2 separate regions of the Homo sapiens genome follow, and region 2 is linked to region 1. A link is an interaction called in ENCODE POLR2A ChIA-PET data of the cell type or tissue named here. Cell type or tissue: MCF 10A. All regions are shown on one strand. Links, peaks and the distances in the headings refer to the core of each region. The heading gives the core; the rest is flanking DNA. Region 1 overlaps TAMM41 (TAM41 mitochondrial translocator assembly and maintenance homolog). Region 2 has its middle 82 kb from the start of TAMM41.

The links. Peaks named below come from ENCODE experiments on the same cell type or tissue, not always from the same donor. Only the 100,000 strongest peaks of a DNase experiment are listed, where the experiment ranks them.
Region 2: POLR2A ChIA-PET joins it to region 1 with 5 read pairs; 5 of 35 experiments call an interaction of 5 or more read pairs at or near these places.

Annotation. Positions count from the first base shown.
Region 1 is chr3:11,814,890-11,820,273 of GRCh38, forward strand. TAMM41 (TAM41 mitochondrial translocator assembly and maintenance homolog) reads right to left here. Exons shown (of 8, transcript NM_001284401.2): 5 at 2,303-2,448. Among named protein-coding and RNA genes, the nearest start is that of TAMM41, 29 kb to the right of the region's middle. In MCF 10A, for the core only: no CTCF peak of the experiment used is centred there; DNase peaks (open chromatin) are centred at 3,292 and 4,432.
Region 2 is chr3:11,762,090-11,767,473 of GRCh38, forward strand. It overlaps a transcript of TAMM41 not described here. Among named protein-coding and RNA genes, the nearest start is that of TAMM41, 82 kb to the right of the region's middle. In MCF 10A, for the core only: no CTCF peak of the experiment used is centred there; a DNase peak (open chromatin) is centred at 3,182.

The DNA of each region.
Region 1 (5,384 bases), core at 305-5,304:
GGAGTTTGAGGTCGCAGTGAGCTGGGATTACGCCTCTGCACTCTAGCCAGGGCAACTGAGCAAGGCCCTGTCAAAAAAGAGAAAGAAAGAAAAGAAAGAAAGAAAGAGCCCACCAAGTGACTGAATAATGAATGGAAAACAGACATAAATAAAGAAGGAAAATTATCTCCACCCTAGAATTTGATATCTAGCCAATACTATCTATCAAAGGGAGGGTAGAATTTTCAGAGGTATATAGTCTCAAAAACTTGCCTCCCTCACACCCTTTAAGAAGGTAATAAAAGACAAACTTCACTAATATCAGAGTATAAACCGTGGAAGAGGAAAATGCAAGACCCACAAAACCAAAAACTAGCACGGGGGAGGCAAAGGGAATTCTCAGGGTGATAATGAAGGGAAGGTGGAGGAGTGCGGCTGTGCAGTGAGCTAGAAAACAACCAGTTGAGAAAGGAACAGGGCAGGGGGCTCCAGGAAAAACATTCCTGTGAGAAACAAGAAACAGAAAATACCCAATAAATCTGTCTATAATGGGAAGAGTTTTACGGATCTGTCAAGAGTTTGAGGATGACTGACCTAAGCAACTGAAAAAATAAGACAACTATTAACTCCAGGAGAAACAAAGTTGTACAGGAAAAGGAACTTCATAATGCCACAGCTCATCAATAAAGAAAAGGCTGTCACAATAAAATAAACATTGAATATTAAGCTAACAAAAAATATGAAGTAACTTTATGTGAAGCATGAGGGCGTGAGGTAGAAGGGGAAGAGAATGTGTGTGCTAAGTGCATGTGTGTGAGTGTGTAATTGGTATAAGAATTGATGGGGTAGTGTAAGACGGTAAAAAAAATCCCCTTCTTCCAGGATGGCAAAAATAAAGTGTAAGATTGAAAAAAAATCAAGAAATAATAGTCGAAGCATATTATTTAGAACATGGAGGTGAATATCAGAAGAATCAGCTATAGAGACGAAAGCAGCTGCCTCTGGTAAGCAGGGCTGAGAATGTGGGAACGTATGCAGCACGGAACTGCTCTTTTTGTTATAAACTTGAGGTATCATTTGGCTTTTAAATCATGTACATGCATAAAACAAAAAACCTCAACCTGAACCAAATGTGGCAAAATCTGTTAAACTGAGTGGTGGGTATTCTCGCATTTCATATGTCACTCTCTATTCTTTTCTTGTTTTAAAATAATTCCTATTTTTTTAAATTCCCTTTTTAGCTCTAGAAATTCCATTAATCTATTACTCATTACAATGTTAGTTGCCCCTACTATGTGGATGGAGAAGAGCATAAATGAAGAAAAATACAGTGTTCTTTACATTAAAGGAAAAAAAAAAAAACCTTTGGCCCGGCCTGGTTTTTATTTTCAAACAAACACTTAATATTAATTGAAACAATACCTTGATAAGAAAGTTTTATTTGATATATCAAAAAGAAAAATTCCCAGACATAATAAACAAAACAAGTGGGGAAAGAAGAGAATTTTGAATATGTATGAGCCCATTAATGTATAACAAAACCAAACCTCTTCCTATATGCATACAAACATATACAAAAGTACACGTGAAAAGATCTGGAAGAACAGACAGCAGGCTGGGTGCAGTGGCTCATCCCTATAATCCCAGTACTTTTGGACGCTGGGGCGGGCAGACTGCTTGAGCTCAAGAGTTTGAGACCAGCCTGTGCAACATGGCAAAACCCTGTCTCTACAAAAAAAATACAAAAATTGGCCAGGTGTGGTGGCATGCACCTGTAGTCCCAGCTACTCAGGAGGCTGAGGTGGGAGGATGGCTTGATCCCAGGCTGGGGGGTGTTGAGGCTGCAGTAAGCCGAGATCGTGCCACTGCACTCTAGCCTGGGAACAGAGTCAGACCCTGTCCCCCCAAAAAAAGAAAAAAAAACAACAACAACCAGACACCAAACTGTCAGTACAGTTACCTCTGGGGAGCTAAATGGGTCTGGGGATGGAATGAGAGTGATCTAAAAGTTTATTTTCACTTGTTTTGATTGGTAATTGATAGACATGGTAATAATTTCCAATGGCAAAAAAGATATACATGGTCAAAACAAGTCCCTCTCCCACTTCTGCCCCTAGTTCCCTTCTCCAAAGGCAGCCTCTTATTACTAGTCTGTTACCTTTTAGCATTATTCCAGATACACAGAAGCCTATGTTTACATACAGTACTTACTTTTTAAACTATAAATGTTCTCACACCAGTCATGCTGTTCTACCCCTGACTTTCTTCCTGCAAATAGCCTTTGTCTTAGAAACAATACAAGCTATTTTCCACATACAGTTACCTCCAGCCAGCCTTGCTGGCTTTTATACACCACTTGAGGATTTTCCTGTAGTATGCTGCCATAGAGCTCTCGAAAGTGGGCTATATTGGGCTTCACAATATTCAACACTTTTGTTTTATCTTCTCCAACCACCATCCGAAAGTCACCTAGTTAAAACAAAGAGATAAACACATCTTCCATTAAGAATCCACACTCTCGACCTATGAACGACGCTCCCCACACTGATACCGCACGGGTTCACTCTGGCAGGATCCCTCATCAGAACACTTGCTTTTCCTCCTCAAAACCTGGACACTTTACCCCAAGAAATGTGAGCACTTGTTTGGAGGAAAAGAGGGTCTCTCAAATCACAAAGCCCTTTATGCCAGTTAAATTATAGTTACCTAGTTACACAAGGTAATCACAAGCGAGTAGCTAACTTGTTTTAGCTTTTCCAATGCAGAAGCTTCTGTACCTACAAAGTCTTGTCTTATGGGCCAAATTCTGCCTGTGGCCAATGAAGGAGATAGGAGCTGTGCACCATCACTGTAGACTTGTCCTTGCCATTGCTTCCTCATCGTTGACCTGTCTGTTTATGAGGGCTTTTGAGGCACTTGATGAATATAATCTTATCATATTTTACAAAGGCAAAATAAGGCTTAAAAGTTCTGTAAGAGGAGGTTTGCATTTAAGATGAAATTGAAAACAGATATAACTTTTTAAATTGCAAGTGATGAGAAATGAGGAATGTTACATTTGCCTATGGGATGAATTGAGCTGAAAAACACCTAATTCTGAAAGACAAAAGCATTTCTGAATCAAATGAAAAGTGCCCTGCCAATGCCACTGACAACCATCGGCAAGATGGAGGAGAAAGGAATGGGAAAGTGGACACACTTAAGTGCATGCCTACTGGGCTAATGTGAAATCACAAGAGGCTGGACACACGCAGAACCTTCTGAGTCAAGCGTGGTGAAAGCAATGTGGCTGAATCCTTTGTTGGAGAGGGAGCAAATTGTCAGGGGGAGTAGAGAGGTGGCAAGTGTAGGCAGATAACCCAGCTGCTGAGGAATCCCCTGGGGCTAGGATGACAATATAATTTATCATCCAAACTAGGTCACTTCTGAGGGTGAAGGGATCGCTATAAATAATCACACTACGACAAGTATAAACTGAGCAAACCAGGACATATGGTTACCCTCGCCAATTTCTTTTTTCTGGAGAGGGGAAGGGATCATAGAGGTCATTATTTGCCACAATGGATTTTCCTAGTGCAAACTGTTGGCTTGTTTTAGAAAAAGTAAAAATACAAGGAAGACCAACAATATGTACTTCATTGAGTAAGGAATAAAATATGCTAGGTTTTAAGCTTCAAAGGACCAACTTACACTACAATTTGGTGGAATGCAACTGGGGACTGCAAGCTTAGAAAAACAGACTTCCAGGCTGGGCGCGGTGGCTCACACCTGTAATCCCAGCACTTTGGGAAGCCGAGGCAGGCGGATCACGAGGTCAGGAGATCCAGACCATCCTGGCTAACACAGTGAAATCCCGTCTCTACTAAAAAATACAAAAAAATTAGCCAGACGTGGTGGCAGGCGCCTGTAGTCCCAGCTACTTGGGGGGGGGCCGCAGGAGAATGGCGTGAACCCAGGAGGCAGAGCTTGCAGTGAGCCGAGATCGCGCCACTGCACTCCAGCCTGGGTGATGAAGCAAGACTCCATCTCAAAAAAAAAAAAAAAAGACTTCTAAAGAGCCTCTGGAACCCGATCTTGGTGTACAGGGGGTCTGACTGTTCAGGTGAGTGAGCAGAAGCGAGTCCCAGTCCTAAAAATCTGCTCAAATATGGATGAACTTGTTTTTGTCACTATTATTTTGAAGGGAAAGAGAGTTAGATAGTTAAAACCTGGGATCACTGCTAATGAGGAGGTTGAGAAATCAGTCCTTTCACATATTGCTGTTGACTGCATAAACTGCTAAAATTCTTCTGGAAAGCACTGAAGCAAGAAACCCCATCTCTGGAGCAAGCTTAAAGAAATAAGCCAGAAACACAGAGTAAGACAGAAACACACAGGTAACGTTTACCGAGCATCTGGTAAATACCAGCCACTGTGCCAAGTGTGTTGTGGTATTGCTTCATTTAATACACACAGCTCTCCTCTCAGGTAGATAGGATTCTATCCCCATTCATACACAAGGGAACAAAGACAGTGATTAAGAAACTTGCGTAAGGTTTCCAGGAAGTAAAAATATACTACATATATAAAATTGCTCACTGAAGCACTACTTATAATACTGAAAGCATCCCAAATGTCCAACAACAGGGGAAAGAATGCACTATGATGGCATATGGTTACTATCACAGACAGTAATCACACACAACAAGATGGAAAGTGATCATTTAATATGCAGTAAGAAACAAAGAGATACAAAAGTATAACAGGCTGGGCATGGTGGCTCACATCTATAGTCCTAGCACTTTGTGAGGCCAAGGCCGGGGGAATGTTTGAGCTCAGGAGTTCGAGACCAGCCTGGGCAACATAGCGAGACTCTGTCTCTATGTAATTTTTTTTTTAAGCATACCAAAACAAAAAAAACTTCATAAAAAATGAGAAAAACAAGACAAAGAGACTATATAAAAATGCTTATTTTTGCTCTAATAAAATACATTTATTGTGGGTTTTTGCATGTGTGCTTTAATTTGCTATCTCATTTGGTCATGGCAAAGCTCCATAAAATAAGTACTATTATTCTTAATTTTACAGATGAGGAGATGGACGTGCAAAGACAACATGCCCCAGGTCCAACTGCCTCTCGGTATTAGGGTAGTGAAATTTTAGGTGATGATTTTACTCTATAATTTCCCCCCATTTCCCTCACTTCTATAATGCTGGCATATTACTTTCTAGCATTTTAAAACACATTTATGGGATACACAGATGATGACGTGACAAATGTGAATGGAGTGGTGGCTGAGTTAACTTCCAACTGTGTAAATCCTTACACGTATAAAAATGGATTCCATTAATCTTTGAAGAGATGAAATGTCATCAAATTCTGACTCTAACAAGGCTGGCCCTGAAGTGAAAGATCAGTTTCTAAA
Region 2 (5,384 bases), core at 153-5,152, 53 kb before region 1:
CCAATTCCTGCTTCTCCACCCAGAGCCCTGCAGGCCCATTCGTCACTCATGTATCTTTGTTACTACTCCGCAGAAATATGTATTACATGTTTCAGTATAGTGGGTTTTTTTCTGTCTCTTTTTATCATTTATCTGTCATTTCATATATTTGGAAAAGGGAAACCCTCAAAGCACAATCTTAAGAAATTATCTTGACCTGAGCTCCCACACTGCCTGCACAGACCTTTGCTAGTGCACTTATTACATGGAATTATAACTGTCTACGTTGCTGACACCACCAGTTCCCCAAAGCCATGGGTCAAGTGGCAGAGCCAGGATTTGAACCTCAGTCTACTGACACCAAGTCCTCTTACCTAGTATGCCGATGGATGAATACAACCATTTACATCTTCCCATCCTGAGTGCCTTGCACAAGCTCTGGCATAAAATATGTGCTCCGTTATTATTTGTTGAGTAACTTAAACTTAGACTCCCACTACTGTCTTCTAGATTTATCATAATTCTCTTGTCCTTTTATTCCCCCTAAATCTAGCACAGTATCCCTCTATTTAGACATGCAAGGTAAGTGAACTCCTGACTCTCTCCCTATCCTGGCCTTCCTGTGCCCATAACAAACATCATGGCCAAAGAACTCTCTCTCTCATGGGTCTGACCCTTTCTGTACAACCTTTTAAGAAATTGATTGTGAGGCTGGGTACGTTGGCTCACTCCTGTAATCCCAGCACTTTGGGAGGCCAAGGCAGGTGGATCACCTGAGGTCAGGAGTTTGAGACCAGCCTGGCCAACATGGTGAAAACCCGTCTCTTCTAAAAATACAAAAAATTATCTGGGCAGTGGCGGATGCCTGGGGATGCAGGGGAATCACTTGAACCCAGAAGGCGGAGGTTGCAGTAAGCCAAGATGGCACCACTGCACTCTAGCCGGGGCAACAAGAGTGAAACTCTGTCTCAAAAAAAATAAATAAATAAAAGAAATTGATTTTGATAATCATTTGCCCTCCCAGTGTAGACACAGATTTCTCTTTTGCCAATTGGAAATCCTAAAGCCATCCTCCACCTTTTTGTTTTTTGAGACAGGGTCTACCTGTCACCCATGCTGCAGTGCAGTGGCCTGATCATGGCTCACTGCAGCCTTGACCCCTTGGGCTCAAGTGATCCTCTTGCCTCAGCCTACTGTGTGGCTGGTACTACAGGCATGTGCCACCATGCCCAGTTGATTTTTAAAAATTTATTTGTAGAGATGAGGTCTTACTATTTTGCCCAGGCTGGTCTTGAACTTGTGGGCTCAAGTGATCCTCCCACCTTGGCCTCCCAAAGTGCTGGGATTACAGGTGTGAGCCACCACACCCAGTCCCTTAAAGCTTTTGAAAGAAAAAAGATGGGAAAATTGATAAATTAAGCTCATGCAGTGGTCTGAAGGAGTGATCTGGAATTTTACTTCTCTCTTTAATTTTGGCCTAAAATGTGAAAAACAAACACATCTCGACATGATGCAATTCTGTGATCCTGGGTTATCTATAAGCAGCCTCCAACTAAGAAAATCACAGTAATTTCCCATAATATTACTTTATATTTCAATAACACTCATCTCAATTTCATACCAAACCAATTACGTGGGTGTTATCGTTCATGTTTTAACACATGATGAAACTGAAGCAGAGAGGTTAAGTGTCCTGGCGAAAGTCACACAATGGATAAAGGGCGGAGCCTGTACCCAAACCCAGATCTTTCTTTCCATTTCTAAGCCTTCTGTTGCCTAATACATCACTGCTATACACTAATTTTCAAGTGCCAGAAACATGAAGGTGACCTTCAGAGTCATTTTTGTTTCAATATTATCTTTGAATAATATATAAAGCATTCGCAGGTCACTGACTTTTATTTATTACGTGTCTCTCTGTCTTTTTGTTTTGTTACTTTTTTGGTTGTTGTTGAGACAGTGTCTAACTCTGTCGCCCAGGTTGGGGTGAAGTGGCGTGATCTCAGCTCACTGAAGGCTCTACCTCCCAGGCTCAAGCGATCCTCCCACCTCAGCCTCCCGAGTAGCTTGGACTACAGGTGCACGCCACCATGCCCGGCTAATTTTTTGTAGAGACAGGGTCTCACTATGTTGCCTAGGCTGGTTTTGAAGTCCTGGGCTCAAGTGATCCTCCTGCTTCAGCCTCCCAAAGTGCTGGGATTACAGGTGTGAGCCATGGCGCCCAGACCTGTTCTATTCAATTTTATAGGTGCAATGCTGTGTGTGCCTGGGGTCAGGGACTGCTTTGCGTTCCCAGTGGCTTGTGAAGTGCCAGACCCTGACACATGTTTGCAGAGCTCCCAGACCTTTATCCCGAAGGCCACACAACCTGAAGGCCCAGGGTAACCAGCAAGGTCCCAATGTCCCATAATCTTATTCTTTTTTTTTTTTTTTTTTTTTTTTGAGACAGAGTCTTGCTCTGTCTCCCAGGCTGGAGTTCAGTGGCGCGATCTCGGCTCACTGCAAGCTCCGCCTCCCACGTTCACGCCATTCTCCTGCCTCAGCCTCCTGAGCAGCTGGGACTACAGGTGCCCGCCACCACGCCTGGCTAATTTTTTGTATTTTTAGTAGAGACGGGGTTTCACCGTGTTAGCCAGGATGGTCTCGATCTCCTGACCTTGTGATCCGCCTGCCTCGGTCTCCCAAAGTGCTGGGATCACAGGCTTGAGCCACTGCACCCGGCCCATCTTACTCTTTTTCAATAAAGACAGCTAGGTAAATGTATAACCAAATTTGATGTAAGTTATATACAAACCTTTTCATATATAAAATACCACAAGTCACACATATTTTTACAATTGTTTTTGAAACTCAGTTTTCCTGCTTTAGCCAGAAAAATAGTCATTGTCAGATCATGATTTGTATAAAATGCTTTGTGACTCAGTCAACCACCAGCTGACCTCACGATACAAACCTTAGTTGGCCTCACCTTTCCTGTGGTTTTCCCACACTGTTTTTATAGCTTTCATTTAAAATAACATTCAGTTGAGCCTCCAATGAAACCAAGCCTTTGTTCTCTTCCTCCTGTTTTTCCTCCAAAAGAACTGACAATATAAGCCTTTTCTCTGGCTCTGGTTAAGTACAAACCCATGATCAAGTGGACCCAGGGACTTGCTGGGTTCCAGGCTCTTACTACCACCACCCTGACAGTCAACCACAAATACCCGTCACCGCCATCCTCGGTATTTCATCATCACAATCGCCACCACTAGCTGAGCTCTTACTATGAGGCAGGTACTTACTAAGCTTTCACATGAATCAGGAATTCATGTAATTTTAATTGCCACAACAACACTATGGAGTAAATACTACGATGTTCTTTTAATATATAATGAAATTGAGACTCAAATAAGTTAAGAAAACTTCTCCAAAGCCACAGAGCTACAAGCGTAAAGACAGGATTCAACACCAGGTCATTTCCAGTTTCAAATCCTCAGGATACCCCATATTAAATATGCAGTCTGTACATATAACACACACATACAGACATATGAGAATTGAGTTGCAGCTATTTGATATAAGACCATATTTTAGAGACATTTAAACATTTGTTAATGATGTTATTATGATTATCTTTTCACCTTCTGGAGTCAAAATTTTTTTTTTTTTTTTGAGATGGAGTCTCATTCTGTCGCCCAGGCTGGAGTGCAGTGGTGTGATCTCAGCTCACTGCAAGCTCTGCCTCCCAGGTTCAAGTGAGTCTCCTGCTTCAGTCTCCCGAGTAGCTGGGATTACAGATGTGTACCACCACACCCGGCTAATTTTTCTATTTTTAGTAGAGACTGGGTTTCGCCATGTTAGCCAGGCTGGTCTCGAACCCCTGGCCTCATGTGATCCACCCACCTCAGCCTTTAAAGTGCTGGGATTACAGGCGTGAGCAACCACACCCAGCCTGGAGTCAATAAAGATTTTTGCTCCATCCAAAACTTTGGTCAGCTCTTGAGAGACTCATAGAGTCCACAGGGTAGGCCTAGGATTCCTGACAAATAAAACAATGCCATCAAATAGCAACATCATTTAAAGAATACAGACATGCTACTGCTGGGAAATTCTTTTTTTGTTGTTGGTTTTTTTTGAGACAGGGTCTAACTATGTTACACAGGCTGGAGTGCGGAGTGAGGACCACGGCTCACTACAGCCTCAACCTCCCAGGCTCAGGTGATCCTCCCACCTCAGACTCCCAGGTAGCTGGGGCTACAGGCATGCACCACCATGCTCGGTGAATTTTCTGTATTTTTTTGTAGAGACGGGGGTCTTGCTATGTTGCCCAGGCTGGTCTTGAACTTCTGGACTCAATCAATCAGCCCATCTTGGCCTCCCAAAGTGCTGGGAATACAGGTGTGAGCCACCGTGCCTAGCTGGGAAATTCTTATTTTGGAAGGAGAAGTACAGAAAAGAGGTAGAGTATGTTTTTATTTTTATTTATTTATTTTATTTTATTATTTTCTTCAGGCCAGATGTTTTTATTTTTATTTTTTGAGACAGAGTTTCACTCTGTCACTCAGGCTGGAGTGTTGTGGGTACAAATGGCTCACTGCAGCCTTGACTTCCTGGGCTCAAGCAATTCTCCTGCCTCAGCCTCCCTTGTAGCTGGGACCAGGTGTGTGCACTACTACATCTGGCAAATTTTTTTTACTTTTTTGTAGAGATGAGGGTCTCACTTTGTTGCCCAGGCTGGTCTCAAACTCCTGGCCTGAGGGGACCTTTCTGCCTCGACCTCCTAAAGTGTGGGATTACAGGTGTGAGCCACTGCATCCGACCTAGAGTATGTTTTTAAATTAAGTTTTTTATTTTGAGATCGCTGTAGATTCACATGCAGTTGTAATAAATGATAGAGAGTGATCCCATGTAACCTTTACCCAGTTCCCCCCACTGGTAACATTTTGCAATGCTGTAATATTAATACAATTTCCCAACCAGGATATTGATAGATTCACTGATTTTAGCTCTTATTTGATGTAGAGTATCTTTTTTTCTTTGGGACAGAGTCTCACTATGTCACCCAGGCTGGAGTGCAGTGGCATGATCTCAGCTCACTGCAACCTCCGCCCTCTGGGTTCAAGCAATTCTCGTGCCTCAGCCTCCCGAGTAGCTGGCACTACAGGCGCGTGCCACCATGCCTGGCTAAATTTTGTGTTTTTAGTAGAGACGGGGTTTCACCATATTGGCCAGGCTGGTCTCGAACTCCTGACTTCAAGTGATCTGCCCGCCTCAGCCTCCCAAAGTGCTGGGATTACAGGCGTGAGTCACCAGGTCCAGCCAGGGTACTTATCTTGTTTCTACTATCTTGCTATTATGAATGATGTTGTGATGTTGCTATGGATATTGCTGCATGAGTTTTTGTGTGGATGCATGTTTTCATTTCT